Linked DNA regions of Homo sapiens: region 1 is linked to region 2. Evidence: chromatin loops called from intact Hi-C (ENCODE). Cell type or tissue: Calu3. All regions are shown on one strand. Each heading gives the region's core, and the rest is flanking DNA. Links, peaks and the distances in the headings are about the cores only.

Evidence for each region. A loop is a pair of places that touch in the nucleus more often than their neighbours do. Peaks named below come from ENCODE experiments on the same cell type or tissue, not always from the same donor. Only the 100,000 strongest peaks of a DNase experiment are listed, where the experiment ranks them.
Region 1: a loop joins it to region 2, with 4 times the contacts of the local background. A loop is called at or near these places in 3 of 110 quality-filtered maps.

What each region holds. Positions count from the first base shown.
Region 1 is chr5:157,389,828-157,392,327 of GRCh38, forward strand. It overlaps CYFIP2 (cytoplasmic FMR1 interacting protein 2), which reads left to right. Exons shown (of 31, transcript NM_001037333.3): 30 at 694-841. All of the region lies in intron 1 of NIPAL4-DT (NIPAL4 divergent transcript), which reads right to left. Among named protein-coding and RNA genes, the nearest start is that of FNDC9, 45 kb to the left of the region's middle. RefSeq lists an enhancer at 220-1,419. In Calu3, for the core only: no CTCF peak of the experiment used is centred there; a DNase peak (open chromatin) is centred at 954.
Region 2 is chr5:157,326,787-157,332,580 of GRCh38, forward strand. CYFIP2 (cytoplasmic FMR1 interacting protein 2) reads left to right here. Exons shown (of 31, transcript NM_001037333.3): 19 at 1,187-1,263; 20 at 3,956-4,064. Among named protein-coding and RNA genes, the nearest start is that of FNDC9, 16 kb to the right of the region's middle. In Calu3, for the core only: a CTCF peak has its summit at 1,784 (motif pointing right); a DNase peak (open chromatin) is centred at 1,815.

The sequences.
Region 1 (2,500 bases), core at 1-2,500, 63 kb after region 2:
GTGTTGATGAAGCTGTTTCAGAGCAGCGCTAGCCTGTAGGCTTCCAGTACAGTGATGGGGAACTGGGGACACCTGCCCGGGTTGGGGCTGCTGCTTGAGGACAAAAGAGACAGCCAAAGGATGACTCTACTGCCATCCAAATTGCCTAGGTCTCTTGAGAGTTGGGGGCCAGGCCTCTTGAGAGTTGGAGCTTTGTCAGAACCAAAAGGACTCAGCCTCAACCCCAGCAGCATCTGCCCACCATGGCCTGTCCCTTCCCTTTCAGCCTGCTTCTGGCCAGTTGGCCTCCTGGTTTGAAATGGCCCCTCACCTGCTAGGTGTTCTTTTAGCTCCTTTAGAGAGTCAAGACAGATTCTCCTTTGACCTGCACGGAGTAATCAGCCACATACATCTCAACAGCTGGGTGGGTTTTTCCTTGCAAATTCAGAGCGTCTTTAGAGCTGATTTTTTTTTTTTTTACATTAGTGATGCAAATGTAATTTGTGGCCGGAAGGACTTATGACATAACTACCATCCCTGCAACTAATGAACCCACCCTCACAGCTTCCTTTGTACCCATTTTATAGGTTAAGAGACTTGGCCCAAAGACAGGCCTGCTTAGTAGCTGTACTCCTGGCCCAAGATGAGGCTCCCTCCCTCCCTGCCCTCCTCCCCCGACCTCTCACTCCAGCTGCTTCCTCCCCCTGCTCCCAGGCAGTGTTTCGGCGATGGCTTGAACTGGGCTGGTTGCTCCATCATTGTCCTGCTGGGCCAGCAGCGTCGCTTTGACCTGTTCGACTTCTGTTACCACCTGCTAAAAGTGCAGAGGCAGGACGGGAAGGATGAAATCATTAAGAATGTGGTGAGCAGGCTGGTGGCTAAGGCCTGGGAGGTGGGGCTGGGCTGACAACCAGGCTTTTACCAGAAAAGCAAACAAGGAGGAGCTGCTTGTGAAGGCCAGCTCCCCACACGGCAAGTACAAAGATACTATAGGCTGGGGACCTGCTTAGAGGAAGTCGTGAGGTCGTGAGTCACCCACTCATCACCTACTGCCATGAATCAGTTCACCCCGAAGGGCAGGGCTGGGCTCCAGACCGGGAGCACATCTTCCCTGTCCCAATCAGACTCTGCTGATGCCAGTTTCTCACCTGTACAAATATTCACCAAATACCAGAGTTGTACGGGGCACCTGGATGGGATAGGTACTGGCGTGGGGTGAGCCAGGCTGCTATGGGAAGGGAGAGAAGGACCCTTAAACCAGGCTGAGGGCAGAGAAAGCTTCCCAGGAGAGGGAGGCTGTGTCTGGGCTGACTCCAGAATGGCCCGCAGCAAAGAACCAAGCAGCAAAGGTGGTATGGGGCGGGTAGGATGCTCCAGACAGCAACAGTGACAGCAGAGGCACTGAGGCAGGAAGGCGGATCGAAGGGTGGGTCTCAGGGACCCAGTGAGAGGAGAGAGAGGTAAGAGCCACCTCACAAAGGGCTTTTTTAAAAAATACACATAAAATAGTTTCAATGGTAATTTTCAGTATATGATTCAGTGGCATGAAGTACACAAGTATTGTACAATCATTCCCAACATCCACCTCCAGAGATTTTTCATCTTCCCCAACTGAAACTCCGGGCCCATTAAAAAATAATTCCATTTTCTCCCCAGCCCCTGGTAACCATCATTCTACTTTCTCTATGCATTTGACTACTCTAGGTACCTCATATAAATAGAATCACACAGTATTTGTCTTTTCGTGACTGGCTTATTTTAGTTAGGATGTCTTCAAGGTTCATCCATGTTGTAGTGTCCAAACTTCCATCCTTTTTATGGCTGTATAATATTGCATTGTGTATATAGACCACGTTGTGTTTGTCCACTCAGGTTGCTGTCACCTTTTGGGTATTTTTGAAAATGGTTAATTTTGGCTACCATGAAACATGGGTGTACAAATAACTCTACAAATTTCTGCTTTCCATTCTTTTGAGTATATACCTGGACGTGGAATTGCTGGATCGTATGGTAATTCTATGTTTAACTTTTTAGAAACTGCCATTCTGTTTTCCATAGTGGCTGCACAATTTTACATTCCCACCAGCAGTACACAAGAGTTCCAATTTCTCCACATCCTCATCAGCACTTATTCTTTAATAATAGTCATCCTGAGGGGTGAAAAAGTTATCTTGTTGTGATTTTGATTTGAATTTCCCTAATGACTGTCACTGCTGAGTGCTATATTCATGTGTTATTGGCCATTTGTATATCTTCTTTAGAAAAATGTCTATTCAAGTCCTTTGTCCATTTTTTTAATTGAGTCATTTTTGTTGAGTTGAAGTTCTTTACATATTCTAGATATTACTTATCAGATATAATTTGTGATTATTTTCTATTTTTCGGTTGCCTTTTCATTCTCATGGTGTCCCTTTGATGCATGAAAGTTTTCAATTTTGATGTAGTGCAACTTTTTGCCTTTGCTTTTGATGTCATACCCCAAGATATTATTGCCAAATCCAACATCATGAAAATTTTTCCC
Region 2 (5,794 bases), core at 473-2,972:
CCCTTGAAGCTCAAAGTGCAGGTCAGAGGCCTCGGTGACCTGGGTCTGAGGAAAGCACTAAACACAGCGCTGGGGTTTTGTGTTCTGCATACCACGTAGGGTGTGAGATGAAAGATCTGAAAGCTTTTTGAATCATTAACCTTATGGAGCCAAGAGTCTGGTGAAAAAAGGACCAAAGGTTAATCACATAAATATTAAACATGAAAGACTTAAAATATTAAATCTGACAGTAAATAGGATCTGTTTCCTTTGACTCTTACCTAGCTACTGCCTTTGCCCCATCTCATGGTCATGTCCTGCTCTTGCCATTTCTGAAATATTTGGTTTGATTCTTCATGTCTGTGTGAATTATCTTCCCACCTGAGCATCACAGTCTATCACTGATGATGAGACCCTGAAATGGCAAGACTTTATTCATTAAAAACCAAAGTTATGTAAGCAAAGTTTGAAGGAAGGCGCTTTTAAATGTGACTATCAACTTCATAAACAAATTTGTGGCCACATGTGGTGGCTCATGCCTGTAATCCTAGCACTTTGGGAGGCCAAGGTGGGTGGATCACCTGAGGTCAGAAGTTCGAGACCAACCTGGCCAACATGGTGAAACCCCGTCTCTACTAAAAATACAAAAATTAGCCAGGCATGGTGGTGGGTGCCTGTAATCCCAGCTACTTGGGAGGCTGAAGGATGAGAATCACTTGAACCCGGGAGGCGGAGGTTGCAGTGAGCCGAGATCACACCACTGCACTCCAGCCTAGGTGACAGAGCAAGACTCTGTCTCAAAAAAAAAAAAAATTGCAAATCAAAGAAAAATACAATGAAAATAACATCCATCTGAAGAGATGGATGGGGAGGCTGCCGAGTTAGCGGACGAATTTGAGCACTGATGGGTTCTGACAGTCTGTCTGTTGCATCCCTCCAGGCAGGCGGCCTCGAAACAGCTGAGGAGAGGGGCCGTGGGGAGATTGGGTCCTTTTTGAACTTTGACTTGTCTGTTCACTGACTGAGGACCCTGAGAGCAAGGGACCAAATCTCCCAAACTTAGCCACAGAATATTTTTCCCCTTCAAAGCGTCTTTCCCCAGAATGCACTCTGGGCAATCCTGCCTGACTGCTGTCTTTCAGTTGGCTCAGTTTCTGTCATAAAGCTGAACGGGCACCAGTGATGTTTCCTGCTTCCTCTCCACCAGGTGAACCTGTGTTTTGATCAGTTTGTCTACAAGCTGGCAGACCAGATCTTTGCTTACTACAAAGCCATGGCTGGCAGGTAGGAAAGCCCCAGAGCTGTGAGTAGCAATCTCTTAAGACTGCCACCTAGAAGACATGATTTTCTGTTGTGAAACCTCCCTTCTTCTTTAGCACCTTAGGAAAACAGAGCCATTCCACGGACCCGGACTGGGTGCTGAGATAGAGTGGAAAGGAAACTAGGCAGATAAAGGGCTAACCTCACACAGCCTGCAGTCCAGCAGGAAAGACAGACATCGACTAAAAGCCGATGAATGCACAGTGACAAGGAGGTTACATGCTGTCTGTGAGGGAAAAGCTCATGGGAATGTACGATGGTTAAACCTTTGGGGGCGGGGAACTAGAAAGGCCATCTTGCGGAAGTGGCATCTGAGTTCTTATCTGAAGTTGGTAGGAGTGAAGGAAGTAAAACGAGGTGAAGGATGGGGCAGGACGTTGCAGGCAAAAGGAACTGCTTGTGCAAGGACCCTGCGGTGGGAGTATGATGATAACAGCATGCCAACTTCACAGGGCTGTGGGAGGATTCCTGTGGATTAATACATGTCAGTGTCTCTTCACCACCACTAGAGGGGGCAAGCTGCATGCTAAGGCTGGGGAGTGGGCAGGGCCAGAGCACACCAGCTTTGTAGCTGTTTCTCCCGGGAGTGGAATGCCTCCGAATGGTTTCAAAAGTACAACCGTGACCCGATTCGATTTTTATTTACTTTTGAAAGTTTACTCTCTTAAAAATATAAATGTATGGAGAATGAATTGGAGAGGAATGGGTGTGTGCAAACCAGACAGGAGGCCAGTGAAGAAGTCTGGATCAGAGATGTATCAAGCTTTAGAGGCTCCTTGGTATTGCCAGTATATGTTGATTCAGACCCTCGTGAGTTCTTGGGTTTCAAGGACCTGTAACAGCATTGATCGAGGAAAACCTCAAATTTTATATATAGGTATTTCCTTTCTTATTGGAAATCCAAACATACCAACCAGTAATTTCAAGGATAGTTCCTTACTTTAATAATTTTTCTATGAAAAGGATTTGCTTCATTTTGCTTTTAACAGCCAAAGTAGCCCTGATATATTTCAAAGAGGAGTTGATGTGCAGCACACACAAGTGTCTGTTAACACAGGATGTGCATTAAATAACGCGACTCTTAAATGCTGTAAAGTATTGAAAGCATGCACGTAGGATTTCAAGGAAAGCAGAGAACACAGCCTTTCACAAAGTAGTCAATAGGCATCTGTGGATTGAATGGGATGTGGTTCTAACAGTGAGTTGAGTTTCTGGCTTCTGTAAGACAATTCTGATTCCAAATACACTGTTCCATCATCTATATAAACAGACTCAGGCGTGTCGAACCCTGGGTCTTCCTTCTTCAGACATATGGGCTTTTATCTACACCCTTCCCTGTAAGATCAGTGATTTTTTAAAGTGTGGGAAGTTGAGGAGGTTGAGAGATTCAGGGAAAGCCCAGGAAGAAAACCATGAGCTAGGTCAGTCCTGTTCATTCAAAATGCCATGTGGCCACAAATATGAGCCAGAGATGTTATTTTAAATTTTTTAGCAGACATATTTTAAAAAGGAAAAAGAAGCAGATGAAATTAATTTTAATAATATATTTTATTTAACCCCACATATCCAAAACATTATAATTTTGACATACACTCAATATAGACATTATTAGAGATTTTTCATTCTTTTCTTCTAAGTCCTCAAAATCCTGTTTACAGCCCATCTCAATTTGGACCAGCCACATCTCAAGTGTTCAGTAGGCACATGTGGCTGGTGGCTACTACTTTGGACAGTGTAAATATAGATGGTGTCTCTTTCTTGCGTAAAACCTTTTGGTGCCTTTTAGTTATGTCTAGAATACACCTAGCCACTTTACTATGGCCTGTGTGGCCCTACCTGGTTTGGCCCTGGTCTCATGTTATAAATTCATTTTGCACCATGCTCTCCAACCTGCACTATACTTTATCCACACTGGCCATCTTTCCTTTTCTTAAATGTAACCAAGCTTGTTGTGTAAATGATAGTGTTCCCTTAGATCTTTCCAATTTTATCATTCAGGTCTCTGTTTAGCAAAACTTCTTTAGAGAGACTTTGGACTTCCTAACTCCAAATGATCCCATTTTCTTATTTTCAAAGCACTTCTCCTCTGCAATCCATGCCTCAGTGTGAAAGATAGTAACACTCTCAGCTCATAGGGTTGTGGTGAGATTTAAAATGTGTGTGTGTGTGTGTGTGTGTGTGTGTGTGTGTGTGTGTGTGTTTGTGTTTAAAGTGCCTGGGAAATAATAAACACTATGCAACTGTTACCTATTATCTGAAATTATTCCATTCCTCTGTTTGTGTTTATATTATCAGTCTTTCCTCACTCGAATATAAACTCCATGAGGACAGGAACTTTGTATTCCCAGTACCCAGAATGTTTCCTGGGATACACCAAGCAGGCACTCAATTGCTTTTGCAGTAAATGAATAAAAGAGGAAAGTGGCTCAACTTCTGTGTTGCCCATCTTTAACTTAGAAACTCTGTTTCACATATTGAGCTTCTGTGACTGAAAAGAAATTTGACGTAACTTGTCTAGAGCAGAAAACAATTTTACTTAAGTTATATAAGATAGTGCTCTGTGGGTAGATCCTATGATCTGAAATAGATGTATCTGGGCAGTTGAGAGTCATTCACAATCTGTTTACTGGCCTTGTTTCACTTTTATTCCTTGCAGTGTCCTGTTGGATAAACGTTTTCGAGCTGAGTGTAAGAATTATGGCGTCATCATTCCGTATCCACCGTCCAATCGCTATGAAACACTGCTGAAGCAGAGACACGTCCAGGTATGGGGAGCAGAAGCCACCTTGGAGATGGAAGGGGCAGGAGAGAGCAGCTGCGAAGTTAGCATAGAGATCAGAAATCAGGCCTGGGTATTGTCTGCCCGGCATGTTGCCAGTGTGGATTTCCGAGCCTGGGTGTAGCACAGCCTCAGGATCTCATAAACAATAAAGAGGCATTGGGCTTCCTTTGGCTCAAGTTCTGGGCTTCTCCACCCATCTATAGCCAACCTCTGACAAGTTATGGCAACCAAAGCCTTTGTCTTCTCATCATAACCTGCAGCCCACTTTTTTCAGCTGGGACTGCCACTTAGAGATGGGTAAATCTGTCCCTGAACAGGGCCCAAGTGCCGGTCTAAGTGAGGAAGACTGTGGCGCCTTTGAAATGAAAGCATGTCAGGGCAAATCCACGGTAGAAATTGGGTTTTTTGTGTGCAGAGTTGGTTTCTATTAACATTTGACCCTATATGTAGAGGAGATGTTGCTGGGAACTGAGAAACATCCCCATTTAATAATATTAATGTGAGGCAGACAGACAGCATAAGAGATGCCCCAGCAGATGTCGAGCCCTCCTCCTACAGCCCTGCTGTTGGCCAAGCGGGTGGCAAAATGGCCTTTATGCTGTGACGTCTGTGTGCTTATTATGTGGTCCTGGTCTTTGTGAAAGGGCCAGGCTGAGGCTAAGATCATGCCAGAGGTGAAAAGGAAAGAATTCATCTCAGAAACCCTGGACATTCCCATTACTATGAGAAATCCAAGGGAGATGGAGAATCATTAAGAGGGGGGAAAAATAGAATTTGTACTTCTGTCAACAACAGGGGCTCAATGAGAGCTTTTCTTTCACCCTTTCAGAAGATTACTGCTATCGGTTACAATGCAGCCAGAATTAGCCACAGGATATTAAATACTGAGGGCTTTATGTGTGCATAAGATGGCTATAAGGGGCCCTGGTCAGTTGGTAGAAAATTGATGCCAAAAGAGAAGTTGAAAAATAAAATAGTTAAGAATAATCATTTGACACCTAGCAAAGTGCTGTGGACACAGCAGGTACTCAACAAATGTTCATTGCTATCTACATAGCAGCTGCAGTAATGCCCGCGTGTACCCCAGTGGAAAGTACCTTAAGTTATATTTTCCATTCTGTAATCAGACCTTCATCCTCTTGCTTTTAAATTTTCCCTCATGAAGGCACAATGTGGGCCCTTGCTGAGGCAGCTGCTGTGCCCTGGTGACTGAATTGAGTGCAAGAAAGATGGCAGAAAGAACCCCAGGGCTAAATTTGGGATGTCAGCAGAAACACTTATGGGAAGCCAGAGCCTACCCTGAACCTCTTCCCACAGCCTGAGTGAATCGTATTTTTCCTAAACTTCCTGTGTTTCAAGCCTACAGGGAAGTTGAAAGAATAATACGATAAACACTTATTTATCCCCTAGCCAGATTTGCAATTATTAATGTTTTACCATATTTAGTTCACATTCTTTCTCTCATGTATGTATTTTCTCTCTAGCACTTATACAGTGCGTATGTTTGTGTGTGGGGGATGAATATACATACTTTTGTTCTTAACTATTTGAGAGTTTAAGTTGCCAAATCATGACATTTCACCCCTGAATGCTTCAGCCTATATCTCCTAAGAACAAGGACGTTGTCTTATAAAAACAGAATAGAATGATGATACTCAGGAAATTTGACAATACTACTTTCTAAATACAGTTCCCATTCGTCCCAGTTATGTC